2 separate regions of the Homo sapiens genome follow, and region 1 is linked to region 2. A link is a contact called in ENCODE Hi-C or POLR2A ChIA-PET data. All regions are on one chromosome and are shown on one strand. The core of a region is the stretch at or near the end of the contact, and the rest is flanking DNA. Distances in the headings are between cores, read along the strand shown. Region 1 holds the start of RCC1 (regulator of chromosome condensation 1). Region 2 holds the start of LINC01635 (long intergenic non-protein coding RNA 1635).

Region 1 (6,048 bases), core at 2,927-5,426, 6.5 Mb after region 2:
TGACAGGAACAAACAGCTTTAATGTTCCTTCATTTGGCACTGAGGACACACAGTCCTCAGTGAGGATTGTGGGAGGGGGAGCATTAAATAAATTATTTAATGCTTACCTCCTTCCTACCCTCACCCGCAACAAAGACACAATCTTCCCGTGACCCCAATTTCTCTTCAATCTATTACCCTCTCTCCTGCTTTTCCTATACTCCCTTCACACAATCTATTCCAATGTTAAACAACCCAAGTTCTCAGGCCAGGCAGCTGGGCTAAATGATTGACAGAGGAAGAACTAGTGATGGAGATGTAAACTGAACAGGCTTCTTGGCCTTGCTTCATAACCTCTGGTCTGTGCACATTGTTTTCCCTACCTAAGGCCATATTCACTCAGCTCATTAAAATCTAAACGAAATCCAAACCAATATGGCTTTCCTGTGGTCACCAGGGATTTCTCAGCCTTCGGTTATTGCACTTGGCTGCTTTGCAACATTTGGTGCTTTGGACAATGTTCTAGTCCTCAAAACTCTTCTTCCTTGGCTTCTGAGGCACCGCTGTCTTCTGGTTCTCCTTCCCTGACTGACCTTTCTCTGTGCTGCTGGCTTCTTCCTCGAACACCATTTAAATGCTGGGTTTTCGGCCAGGTGCGATGGTTCACGCCTGTAATCCCAGTACTTTGGGAGGCCGAGGCAGGTGGTTCACCTGAGGTCAGGAGTTCGAGACCAACCTGGCCAACATGGTGAAACCCCATCTCTACTAAAACTACAAAAAAATTAGCTGGGTGTGGTGGCATGTGCCTGTAGTCCCAGGTACTTGGGAGGCTGAGGCACGAGAATTGCTTGAACCCGGGAGGCAGAGGTTGCAGTGAGCCAAGATCACAACACTGCACTCCAGCCTGGGTGACAAGAGTGAGACTCCATCCAAAAATAAATGAATAAAATAAAATAAATGAATGCTGTGTTTTACCGGGTGTGGTGGCTCATGCCTGTGATCCCAGCACTTTCGGAGGCCAAGATTGGCAGATCGCTTCAGGCCAGGAGTTCAAGACCAGCCCGGGCAGTATAGTGAGAGGCCATCTCTACCAAAAATTTAAAAAATTAGCTGAGCATGGTGGTGCATGCCTCTAGTTCCCGTTACTCAGAAGAGGCTGAGGTGAGAGAATCGTTTCAGCCCTGGTGGTCCAGGCTGCAGTAGTCCTGATCACACCACTGCATTCCAACCTCAACAACAGAGCGAGATCTTGTCTCAAAATAAAATAAATGCTGGGGTTTCATGTCTTCCCATCACTCTCCTCATTCTTCCAAGACGACTTTAGCCACCATGCTAATTCTTACAACTTCTAAATATTTTATCACCAACTCAGATTTCTTACAGGAAGCCCAACCCCATATATCTAATTGCTCTTTGGACTTATATACAACCAGATGTTACTCAGGTAACTCGTATATACTCCAATGTGGACATTACTCCTCCCCCACTGCCTGCATTTCCACTTATCAAGGTTAGAGACCATAGTATGTTCAGCCTCCTAAGCCTGAAACTCTGGTATCCTCAAGTTCTTCTCTTACCTTGCAATTCCAGTGGGACGACAAACCCTACATCAGAAATGTCTTTTTTTTTTTTTTTTTTTTTTTTTTTTGAGATAGGTTCTTGCTCTGTTGCCCAGGCTGGAGTGCAGTGGCATGATCACGACTCACTGCAGCCTCCATCTCCTGGGCTCAGGTGATCCTCACACCTCATAAGTAGCTAGGATTACAGGAATGTGCCACTACACTCAGCTAACATTTTTTTTAAAATTTTGTAGGCCGGGGTCGGGCGCAGTGGCTCAAGCCTGTAATCCCAGCACTTTGGGAGGCCGAGGCAGGTGGATCATGAGGTCAGGGGTTCAAGACCAGCCTGACCAACATGCTGAAAACCCGTCTCTACTAAAAATACAAAAATTAGCTGGGCATGGTGGCGGGCGCCTGTAATCCCAGCTACTCAGGAGGCTGAGGCAGGAGAATTGCTTGAACCTGAGAGGCGGAGGTTGCAGTGAGCCGAGATCGCACCACTACACTCCAGCCTGGGGGACAGAGTGAGACTTCATCTAAAAAAAAAAAAAAATTTGTAGGCCGGGCACGGTGGCTCATGCCTGTAATCCCAGCACTTTGGGAGGTCAAGGCGGGCAGATCACGTGGTCAGGAGTTCAAGACCACCCTGGCCAATATGGTGAAACCCCGTCTCTACTGAAAATACAAAAATTGGTGGGGCATGGTGACACTTGCTTGCAGTCCCAGCTACTCGGGAGGCTGAGGCAGGAGAATTGCTTGAACCCAGGAGGCAGAGAATGCAGTGAGCCAAGATCGAGCCACTGCACTCCAGCCTGGGCAACAGAGCAAGACTCCATCTCAAAAAAAAAAAAAAAAAGAATTGCTGCGATAGTAAATAATGTACGTAATAAAGCATTCAGAACAAAATCTAATATGTAGGAGGAACACCATAAACGTTACTACTCAAGATAGCCCAGCTGTGATAGCTCTGTCTCTCTAGCCAACGTTTTTCCACCTTACACCACACTAAAAATTCCATCATATTTGCAACATTTCTTATGTATATATATCGTAAGCATTCTTTACTTGCCTACTTCATATTCAGAGGGTTTTGTGTGTGGTAAAATATACATAAAACTTGCCATTTTTAACTAGTTTAAAATGTATAGGGGGCCAGGTGTGGTGGCTCAGGCCTGTAATCCCAGTACTTTGGGAGGCCAAGGCGGGCATCACTTGAGGTGAGGAGTTCGAGAGCAGCCTGGCCAACATGGTGAAACCCGGTCTCTACTAAAAATACAAAAATTAGCCGGGCATGGTGGCATGCCTATAGTCCCAGCTACTCGGGAGGCTGAGGCAGGAGAACTGGTTGAACCTGGGAGGTGGAGGTTGCAGTGAGCCGAGATCACACCACTTCCTTCCAGCCTGGGCGACAGAGCGAGACTCCGTCTCAAAAAAAAAAAAAAAAAAAAAGTCCAGGTGCGCTGGCTCATGCCTGTAATCTCAGCACTTTGGAGGCCGAGGCGGGTGGATTGCTTGAGGTCAGGAGTTCGAGACCAGCCTGGCCAAGATGGTGAAACCCCGTCTTGCTAAAAATACAAAAATTAGCCAGGCACGGTGGCGGGCGCCTGTAATCCCAGCTACTGGGGAGGCCGAGGCAGGAGAATCGCTTGAACCCGGGAGGCCGGGGTTGCAGTGAGCCGAGACCGCGCCATTCCACTCTAGCCTGGGTGACAGAGCAAAACTCCATCTCGAAAAAAAAAGAAAGAGTATAGGGCAGTGCTTTTAATTACATTCATTCACACTGTTGTGCAATGGAGTTTTTTATTTTTTATTTTTATTTATTTTTATCCGGGCCAGGCCTGGAGTTTTTAAACTTTTATCTGATTCGTCTAGGGGCACTTTCATCTTATTTACCTTCACATTTATCAAATTATTTCTTTCACAGGTGACAGAGCAGATTCAATTCCTTTTGATACTCCGTATTTCTCTATATGTATTTTTTTCATTCTGCATTCTTATTATTCCAACGTTTTACTTATTTATTTGGAGAGAGAGTTTCGCTCTGTCGACCAGGATGGAGTGCATCGGCGCGATCTCGGCTCACTGCAACCACCGCCTCCCAGGTTCAAACGATTCTCATGCTTCAGCCTCCCGAGTAGCTGGGACTGGAGGTGCGCGGCACCATGCCTGGCTTATGTTCTGTATTTTTTGTAGAGACGGGGTTTCGCCATGATGCCCAGGCCGGTCTCGAACTCCTGGCCTCAAGCGATCCGCCCCTCACGGCCTTCAGAGCTGCTGTAATCACAGGCGTGAGCCACCGCGTTCGACTCTTCCAAAAACTTTTTGGCCAGTTTATCTAAGGGCATATCCTACAGACTGAGTCCAGTGATTGCACAGAAGTAAACGTCCTCTGCAGCTACATACCTACAAACCTATTTCTGTAACGTACATTCCCCAGCAAGGTCCCGCGGGAAGGATCCACTACCGCGAGAGGCCTCCCAGCCAGGAAGGGGTGGGGCTCAATCTGCAGTAGATTCCCAGAAGCCTCAGTGAGTTTCTGATTCTCTAACTGCGCATGCTTCTGCGCACGCGCAATAGACATTCCAGGACTTCCGGGCACTTCGTAAGGTTTAAAAAGGATGCTTCGCGTTTTCTCTCTCCTTTTTGGAGACAGATTCGCAGTGGTCGCTTCTTCTCCTTGGTAAGTGTGATCCTTGGTAAGTGTGATCAGATGCTTGCCACCGGAGTTGTGGGTCTAATGCTATAGATCAGTAGCCGAGCTTCCCTAGGAAGATCATATAGTATTTTATTTATTTACTTTTTTTTTTTTTTTGAGACGGAGTCGGTTTGTCACTCAGGCTGGACTGCAGTGCTCGTTGCAACCTCCGCCTGCCGGGTTCAAGCGATTCTCGTGCCTCAGCCTCTCCAGCAGCTGGGATTACAGGCACGTGCCACCACGCCCGGCCAATTTTTGTATTCTTAGTGGAGACGGGGTTTCGCTATGTTGGTCAGGCTGGTTTTGAACTCCTGATTTCCGGTGATCCACCACCCTCGGCCTTCCAAAGTGCTGGGATTACAGGCGTGAGCCACCGCGCCTGGCCGGAAATCATGTAATTTAAAACTATATATGGGTGTCTTAGGCGGCATCGGTCCCAACTCTAAAGTACGCGTTAGACGGGCCTGGGCCAGAAGTGGGCCATGGAGACCTCGGGACCCGCAGGGCTGCCGCCCGACCCAGCGAGCCTCTGAAGGTGCACCGCCACCCCCACTGTTTATCTTACTGCCTCATAGTAGGCACATTGTCGTTCTCAATATAATTGCACACAGTTTTATTCTGGATCCTCATTTGCCTTTAAGAATTTTCTCAATTTTTCTTTTTATTTGATCGCACCACTGCAACCTCCGCCTGCTGGGCTCAAGCAATTCTCCTGCCGCAGCCTCCCGAGTAGCTGGGACTACAGGCGTGTACCACCGCGCCTGGCTTATTTTTGTATTTTTAGTAGAGACGGGATTTCACCATGTTGGCCAGGCTGGTCTCCAACGCCTGACCTTGTGGTCCGCCACGCCAGGCCGAAGATTTTCATAATTTGGAAGCATTGCGTTTCGTAATTATGCTTTCTCGTATTTTTGTGATTTGGGTCATTTTTATTTTTATATTTTTAGGATTACAGGCGTGAGCCATCGTGCCTGGCCGATTTGGGGGTAATTAACAAGTCCACGTGTTTCATTTGAATTTAGGATAGCTGGGCCTAATTGTTGTCTTTGCTTCTGCGGTACCTTCCACATAGTACTAACCGCCTATTGTAAAGTAATTAGAATAGCTGAATATGCATGTTACCAGTCTAGAAACCGATTTTTTTTTAACACCCCACTGTGGACAGGGTGGAAACTCGTTTGCTTTCTTGTTTAAGATCTGTAGTAACATGAATGGATGAAATTGTTTCCTATTGGATTCTGTAAATTTATGCGTTACACTGATTGTCCAACGTGGATACACCCGGGAGGTCACTCTCCCCGGGCTCTGTCCAAGTGGCGTAGGGGAGCATAGGGCTCTGCCCCATGATGTACAAGTCCCTTTCCACAACGTTGGAAATAAAGCTGGGCCTCGTGTCTGCGCCTGCATATTCCTACAGCTTCCCAGAGTCCTGTCGACAATTACTGGGGAGACAAACCATGCAGGAAACAGCCTTCTAGAGCACTGAATCTGGATTGAAGTCTTTTTTTTTTTTTTTTTTTTTGGAGATGGAGTCGCTCTGTTGCCCAGGCTGGAGTGCAGTGGCGCACTCCATTGCCTCTGCCTCCCGGGTTCAAGTGATTATGCTAAGTGATTCTCCTGCCTTGGCCTCCTGAGTAGCTGGGATTACAGGCCCCCGCCACCACGCCAGGCTAATTTTTGTATTTTTAGTAAAGACAGGGTTTCACCATGTTGGTCAGGCTGGTCTCAAACTCCTGACCTTGTGATCCGCCAGCCTCTGGCCTCCCAAAATGTTGGGATTACAGGCGTGAGCCACCACACCTGGCTGGATTGAAG
Region 2 (6,278 bases), core at 837-3,336:
ATAAAATAATCTTACACAAGCCGAAACGTATATACTTTCACATAAATTTATGTGCCTATGAAATTGGAGTTGCTCTGGGACTCAAGCGGCATCCTTGCCCCAACCCCTGCTGTTTTCTGAAGCATTCCTAAGGAACCTTAGAGTGTGGGAGAGAGAAATAGCAGGAAGTCCTTAACCTAGTCCAACCCTTTTATTTTACAGTTAGGGAAACCTAAGCTGAGAGAGGAGATGGAAACCTGGTTGTAGGAGTGAGTGGGGAAGGGTTCACGGTCATTCTGGTAGGTAGGGGTAGGGCCAGAGCAAGGAGTCCTGGTTTGTGAACCACCAGCTGGCCGTCTAGGAGTTTACAGACCAGCAGTGGCAATGTTGACAAAGGGCATATCTTCCTTTCCCCAAGAACATTGGCTCTGGAGCAATAACCCAGCAATGGGGGCTTTGGGGTGTCCCTCTTAATCCGGTAGCTCAGCCCATTCGGATATGCCAGCTGGAAAGAGAGAGGGAGAAGTCAACTGAGTACCTCTCTCTAACAGCTCAATCCCTCCCCTTCAGGGTTAAGATCGGGGCTGCAGTGGTTAGCATCTCTGCTTCCTCTAGCCGGCTGTGTCATTGAACCTGTGTGATCAGACGCAAACCAGATCAGTATGACTTCAAAGCTTCATCTTTGAGATGGAGTCTTGCTCCCTCGTCCGGGCTGGAGTGCAATGGCGCAATCTCGGCTCACTGCAACCTCCGCCTCCCGGGTTCAAGCAATTCTCCTGTCTCAGTCTCCCGAGCAGCTGGGACTATAGGCGCCTGCCAGCACGCCCGGCTAATTTTTGTATTTTTAGTAAAGACTGAGTTTCACCTTGTTGGTCAAGCTGGTCTCGAACTCGTGACCTCAGGTGATCCACACGCCTCTGCCTCCTAAAGTGCTGGGATTACAGGCGTGAGCCACCGCGCACGGCTAAAGCTTCAGTTCTTAACCATCAGGCGACAGTGCGTAGTCTGGTAGCAACTGGAAAAGTCCTGCTGAGATTTAGCCTCCCATACACACAGAGTCCCACCCCGGACAGGCTGTATCAACCCCCCACGGCCATATGCCCACTGCTGTTTGCGTACAATGAGGCGGGACCTATAGACTGTATCCACTGACTCATCTGGAGTGATTCCGCGGGGCGCCAATACAAGGACCACTGTCTCCAAACAGCAGCCAGCCACCCCTCTCTCTTGGTTTCCTTCCTTTGAGTGGTGCAAAGGCTTAAGGGTGTAACCTCAGAATGGGGCCCTGAATCAGCTGTGGGCGAGCTCCTAGAGTATCTTAATTCCTGCTTCATCTCTTTCCATTTTGCAGTTGGGCAAACTGCGGCTCAGAAAGATAAAGAACTTCTCCGGAGCGAAAAAGCTGCTAAGAATGTATCCAAAACTCCGCACGGTAAGGACTGAGGACGGTCAAAAGACCACCAAGAGTTAAAACCATGAAGCTGCGTAGTACCGCGGAGGCTAGAGAGACCCGGCCCACCCCTTCCAACCTATGCCCCTCCTCTTAACTTCCGGGCGGGGCATGACTTCCGGTTCCCGCGCGGCGCTCCAAAGCTCGGGGAGTGGTGGTCTCCCTTTCCTGGAGTCATTTGTGGGAGTTAGGGTCTTATCCTGATCTTTCCTCGTCCCCCGCTCCCCCGTCCTCCGAGGTGGCAGCTGCGTAGGTGAACGTTCCCCCTGTCCCCTTCCTTCTCCTTCCTAACCCGAGTACGCTTGCTCGCGGCCACAGTGGCTGCCTGCCCCAGGAGCGGGGAGTCCCTGCCTTTGGGGTAGGGAAATGACTGAAATGTGGGACCTGCGGGCTCCTCGGGCTGACTTGGACCTCACTGCAGCTCTGGAGGTGGACCTCGTCCTGGGACCCTAGAAGCCCATTTCCGCACTCGGGCTAGGCCTTCGGAGCCGCGGCAGCATAGTGGGAGGAGTCGGGCTCAGCTCCCCCCCACCACAACCGGGATTATTTTTATCGGTTGAGTCATCGCACTACCTTTCATCCTTGTGGCTTTGGGCAAGTCCCCGCCCTCCGAGCCTCACTTTGCTTATCTGTGAATGGAAATAACAGTGCCTACCCCATGGGCTATCGGGAGGATCAGTTGTGAGGGAATGCAGTGTGGGGTGTCTGGCCGGCAGAATTCCACAAATGGTAGCAGCGGTTGATGTCACTGGAGGTTCCTGGGGCAGTAATTTATCAAGAGTTTATGATCCTGAACTAAGGATCATACGGAGGAGGATCTGTGTATAACGTTCGGCACAATGTTAGATAGGAAGTAAGGGCGCAGTGCACTGGAGTTATTTTTTCTTTTTTTTTTTTTTGAGACGGAGTCTCGCTCTGTCGCCCAGGCCGGAGTTGCAGTGCCGCGTTGTCGCCTCACTGCAACCTTCTCTGCCACATGGGTTCAAGCGATTCTCCTGCCTCAGCCACTCGAGTAACTGGGATTACAGTCGCACATCACCACGCCTGGCTAATGTTTTGCATTTTTAATAGAGACGGTTTCACCATGTTGGCCAGCCTGGTCTTGAACTCCTGATCTCAGGTGATCCACCCGCCTCGGCCTTCCAAAGTGCTAGAAGTATAGGCATGAGCCACTGTGCCTGGCCTGGAGTTATTTTTTCTCACTGGGTTTTTGAGCAAAGAAAAGGAGTTATTAACTGGTGAGGATAAATTTGTGTTTGGTAAGTCGTCTTCTGAAGCTGACAGGATTTATAAGCCGGGTAAATTGTGGTGCTGGTTCATCTTTGAGAGCCAGCCTTAAGAATTGGCCCACTGACTGCTGGGCGTGGTGGCTCACATCTGTAATCCCAGCACTTTGGGAGGCCGAAGCGGGTGGATCACCCGAAGTCAGGAGTTCGAGACCAGCCTGGTCAACATGGTGAAACCCCATCTCTACTAAAAACATAAAAATTAGCCAGGTATGGTGGTGGGCACCTGTAATCCCAGTTACTCGGGAGGCTGAGGCAGAGAATTGCTTGAACCCAGAAGGAGGAAAGGTTGCAGTGAACCGAGATCACACTACTGCACTCCAGCCTGAGCGACAGAGTGAGACTTGTCTCAAAAAAAAAAAAAAGGAAAGAAAAAGGCCCACTGACAGTCTGTTCCTAGAAACCTGGGTTGTAAAGACGTTGGGTGCTGGGAGCTAGAAGAAGTAATAAAAGGGTGTTTTCCTAAGTGGGTTAGGGGTTTTCACTCAGAAAGGTTTTTGGGCAGGAGGGGAAAGCCTGAGAAGTTTTCTTCCTCTTGAGTTGTTATAAAAGTAATACATGTGTGTAGTTAGAAAACAATGCAGAAAGATGTAAAATGAAAAGTGTTTCCCCCTTCTACTGTTTCTGCCCTTCAGAAGTAAATACAATTAATTTCTTTGATAACTTTCTATCTATTATTTGGATATATCAGGTTTTATTTATTTGTATCTGTATTTATGTATTTTTAATTTCCTCAGATCGGGGGTCATACTACACATCGATCGGGACCTTAGTCATGTTGTGATATGGACAGCTTTCTTACCAGTACTCATAAGCCTGCTTCATTTTTTACGTGGCGGCACCACTGAGTGGTTGACGGTACTTCAGTCATTTCCCTGTTGATGGTCACTTAGGTTGTTCCCAAGATTTTGCTTTCCCACAGTGTTTCACCCAACCTTTCTTGGACGAAATATTTTAGTCCAACTCACCCTAAGTGATTCTGCTTTTCCCTATTCACCACCCTAGGTTAGTAACAGCTTACTTTGGGGGATGAGCACACCTTATTAACTGAGCAAAAACCAAGATAATGTGAGAAGAATTGGTGTACTCCCAAGAATATCCAAGGTGCTGGGTCTAGAATCAATTAAAGTCTCCTAAGAAATGGGTCAGGGAACCTTTAGAGAAGGGATGACTAGGTGCTGGGTGCACGGCAGCTAGTCAGCGTTAGTGATTGTTGGCTTCTGTCAATTGTTGCTCAGGAAACAGATTTGAGAGATTCTCTGAGGTGGGAAGGATTTTAAATGTCAGCTCTCCTGCTATGTATTATATGTCTGGAAGGGATTAGTTCTTTGAGGGAAGAGAGTATTAAAGAAAACAATGGGCCGGGCACGGTGGCTCACACCTGTAATCCCAGCACTTTGGGAGGCCGAGGCAAGGGCGGTGGATCATGAGGTCAGGAGATCGAGACCATCCTGGCTAACATGGTGAAACCTCATTTCTACTAAAAATACAAAAAAAAATTAGCTGGGCCTGGTGGCACGTGCCGTAGTCCCAGCTACTCAGGAGGCTGAGGCAGGAGGATTGCTTGAACCTGGGAGGCAGAGGTTGCAGTGAGCCGAGATTGTGCCTGGGCAACAGAGCAAGACTCCGTCTCAAAAAAAAAAAAAAAAAAAAGAAAATGATGATCCTTGAAAAGTGACTGCATCATGGGGCTGTATCCTAATGTGAGAATTAATTTAGTCATTTCTGTTATTTGAACTCTCTTGTTTTAAAGTTAATTAACATAGGATGTGTTTTCCTGTAAATAACTCCTCTTTTGAACTGGGGCCCTAGCCCAAATGAAGCAAAGGCTTTTTTTCTGGCATTTTACAGGTATTTAATTTGCCTCCCGCCCCGCCGCCCCCCACGGCTATAGCTGGTTTGATAATCCTGGAGCTCTCAAATATCCAAAGAGTTGGAAGTGTACTCTATTAGGATTTTGACAAGTCCCATACACTGATCAGAGGTGCTTCATTCTTGATCTTAACCTGGGTTCTTTTTTTTTTTTTTTTGGAGACAAGGACTCTGTTGCCCAGGCTGGAGTGCAGTGGCGTGATCACAGCTCACTGCAGCCTCTACCTCCCAGTAGCTGGGACTACAGCCATGTGCCACCACACCCAGATAATTTTTTTTTTGTAGAGACAGGGTTTTGCCATGTTACCCAGGCTGGTCTCGAATTCCTGGGCTCAAGTGAGCCACCTTTTTTTTTTTTTTTTTTGAGATGGAGTTTTGCTCTTGTTGTCCAGGCTGGAGTGCAGTGGCACGATCTCAGCTCACAGCAACCTCTGCCTCCTGGGTTCAAGCGATTCTCCTACCTCAGCCTCCCGAGTAGCTGGGATTACAGGCACGCGCCACCATGCTCAGCTAATTTTTGTAATTTTAGTAGAGACGGGGTTTCTCCATGTTGGTCAGGCTGGTCTCGAACGCCTGACCTCAGTTGATCCGCCCGCCTTGGCCTCCCAAAGTGCTGGGATTACAGGCGTGAGCCACCATGCCTGGCCATAATTTTTGTATTTTTAGTAGAGATGGGGTTTCACCATATTGGCCAGGCTGGTCTTGAACTCCTGACCTCAGTTGATCCACCCACCTTGGCCTCCCAAAGTGCTGGGATTACAGGCGTGAGCTACTTCACCTGGCTTTCTTTTTCTTTTTCTTTTTTTTAAGAGCTCTCGCTGTGTTGCTCAGGCTGGAGTGCAGTGGCTATTCACAGGTGCAATCATAGTGCACTGCTCCTTTGAAGTACTTGTTAATGTTTGCTATTCTTTAATCATGATGAAAGAGATGGAGGGAGGTGGAAAGTCAGTAGATTAGATATAAATGAACTGACCTTATTCTCCTCTTTTAGCTCCTCTTCATAAATTGCTTTGTAGACATAACAAATGTTATATAAAAATAGTTGGAGGGGCTGGGTGTGGTGGCTCATGCCTGTAATCCCAGCACTTTGGGACACTGATGGGGGCAGATTACGAGGTCAGGAGTTCGAGACCAGCCTGACCAACCTGGTGAAAGCCTATCTCTATGAAAAATACAAAATTTAGCTGGAGGTGGTGGCACGTGTCTGTAATCCCAGCCACTCAGGAGGCTGAGGCAGGAGAATTGCTTGAACCTGGGAGGCAGAGGTTGCGGTGAGCCGAGATCATGCCATTGCACTCCAGCCTGAATGACGGCAAGACGCTGTCTCCAAAAAAGAAACAAAAATGGTTGGAGGAAGCAAACACCCATGATTTTAAAGCCCTCTCCCAAGCAAATCATGTGCATATGCAATTCTTGTTTCAACATAATGTAAAACACTTCATAGTGAGAGACAAAATGAATGCACGATTCTCTAGCAAGGCCAGTATTCTTCAATCAGCTTTGAGAACCTACATTTCTTATTTTGGTAAACTACTGTCATGTTTCCTCAATTGTGTTAATTGATCTACCAGGAAGAAGACAAAAATGAGTTTCTAGTACCTTTATTAAGAAACCCTGTTAAGATTGGAAGGCTGATGGAACCTGGGTCTGGACCAGATCCGTGAGATCAGAGTGGTTTAACAGCTTTTATG

Evidence for each region. A loop is a pair of places that touch in the nucleus more often than their neighbours do. ChIA-PET counts read pairs that join two places held with the same protein, here RNA polymerase II (POLR2A). Pooled maps may share reads with other maps.
Region 1: a map with no recorded cell type shows a loop between it and region 2 (13-fold over the local background). The contact joins the promoter of RCC1 here to the promoter of LINC01635 in region 2. A Hi-C loop is called at or near these places in 1 of 37 single-sample maps with no recorded cell type and 3 of 50 pooled maps. POLR2A ChIA-PET finds 5 or more read pairs at or near these places in 2 of 52 experiments (OCI-LY7 and activated CD4-positive, alpha-beta T cell).

Annotation. Positions count from the first base shown.
Region 1 is chr1:28,501,867-28,507,914 of GRCh38, forward strand. RCC1 (regulator of chromosome condensation 1) reads left to right here and starts at 4,177. Exons shown (of 13, transcript NM_001381865.2): 1 at 4,177-4,218. It overlaps SNHG3 (small nucleolar RNA host gene 3), which reads left to right and starts at 4,077. Exons shown (of 4, transcript NR_036473.1): 1 at 4,077-4,218; 2 at 4,354-4,461. It overlaps SNORA73A (small nucleolar RNA, H/ACA box 73A), which reads left to right and starts at 5,499; the gene lies at 5,499-5,705. RefSeq lists enhancers at 4,991-5,285, 5,477-6,048.
Region 2 is chr1:22,023,962-22,030,239 of GRCh38, forward strand. It overlaps LINC01635 (long intergenic non-protein coding RNA 1635), which reads right to left and starts at 2,087. Exons shown (of 3, transcript NR_110692.1): 1 at 2,003-2,087; 2 at 845-1,005; 3 at 33-484. It overlaps LINC00339 (long intergenic non-protein coding RNA 339), which reads left to right and starts at 1,230. Exons shown (of 2, transcript NR_023918.2): 1 at 1,230-1,411. RefSeq lists enhancers at 1,515-2,116, 1,728-1,837, 1,915-2,209.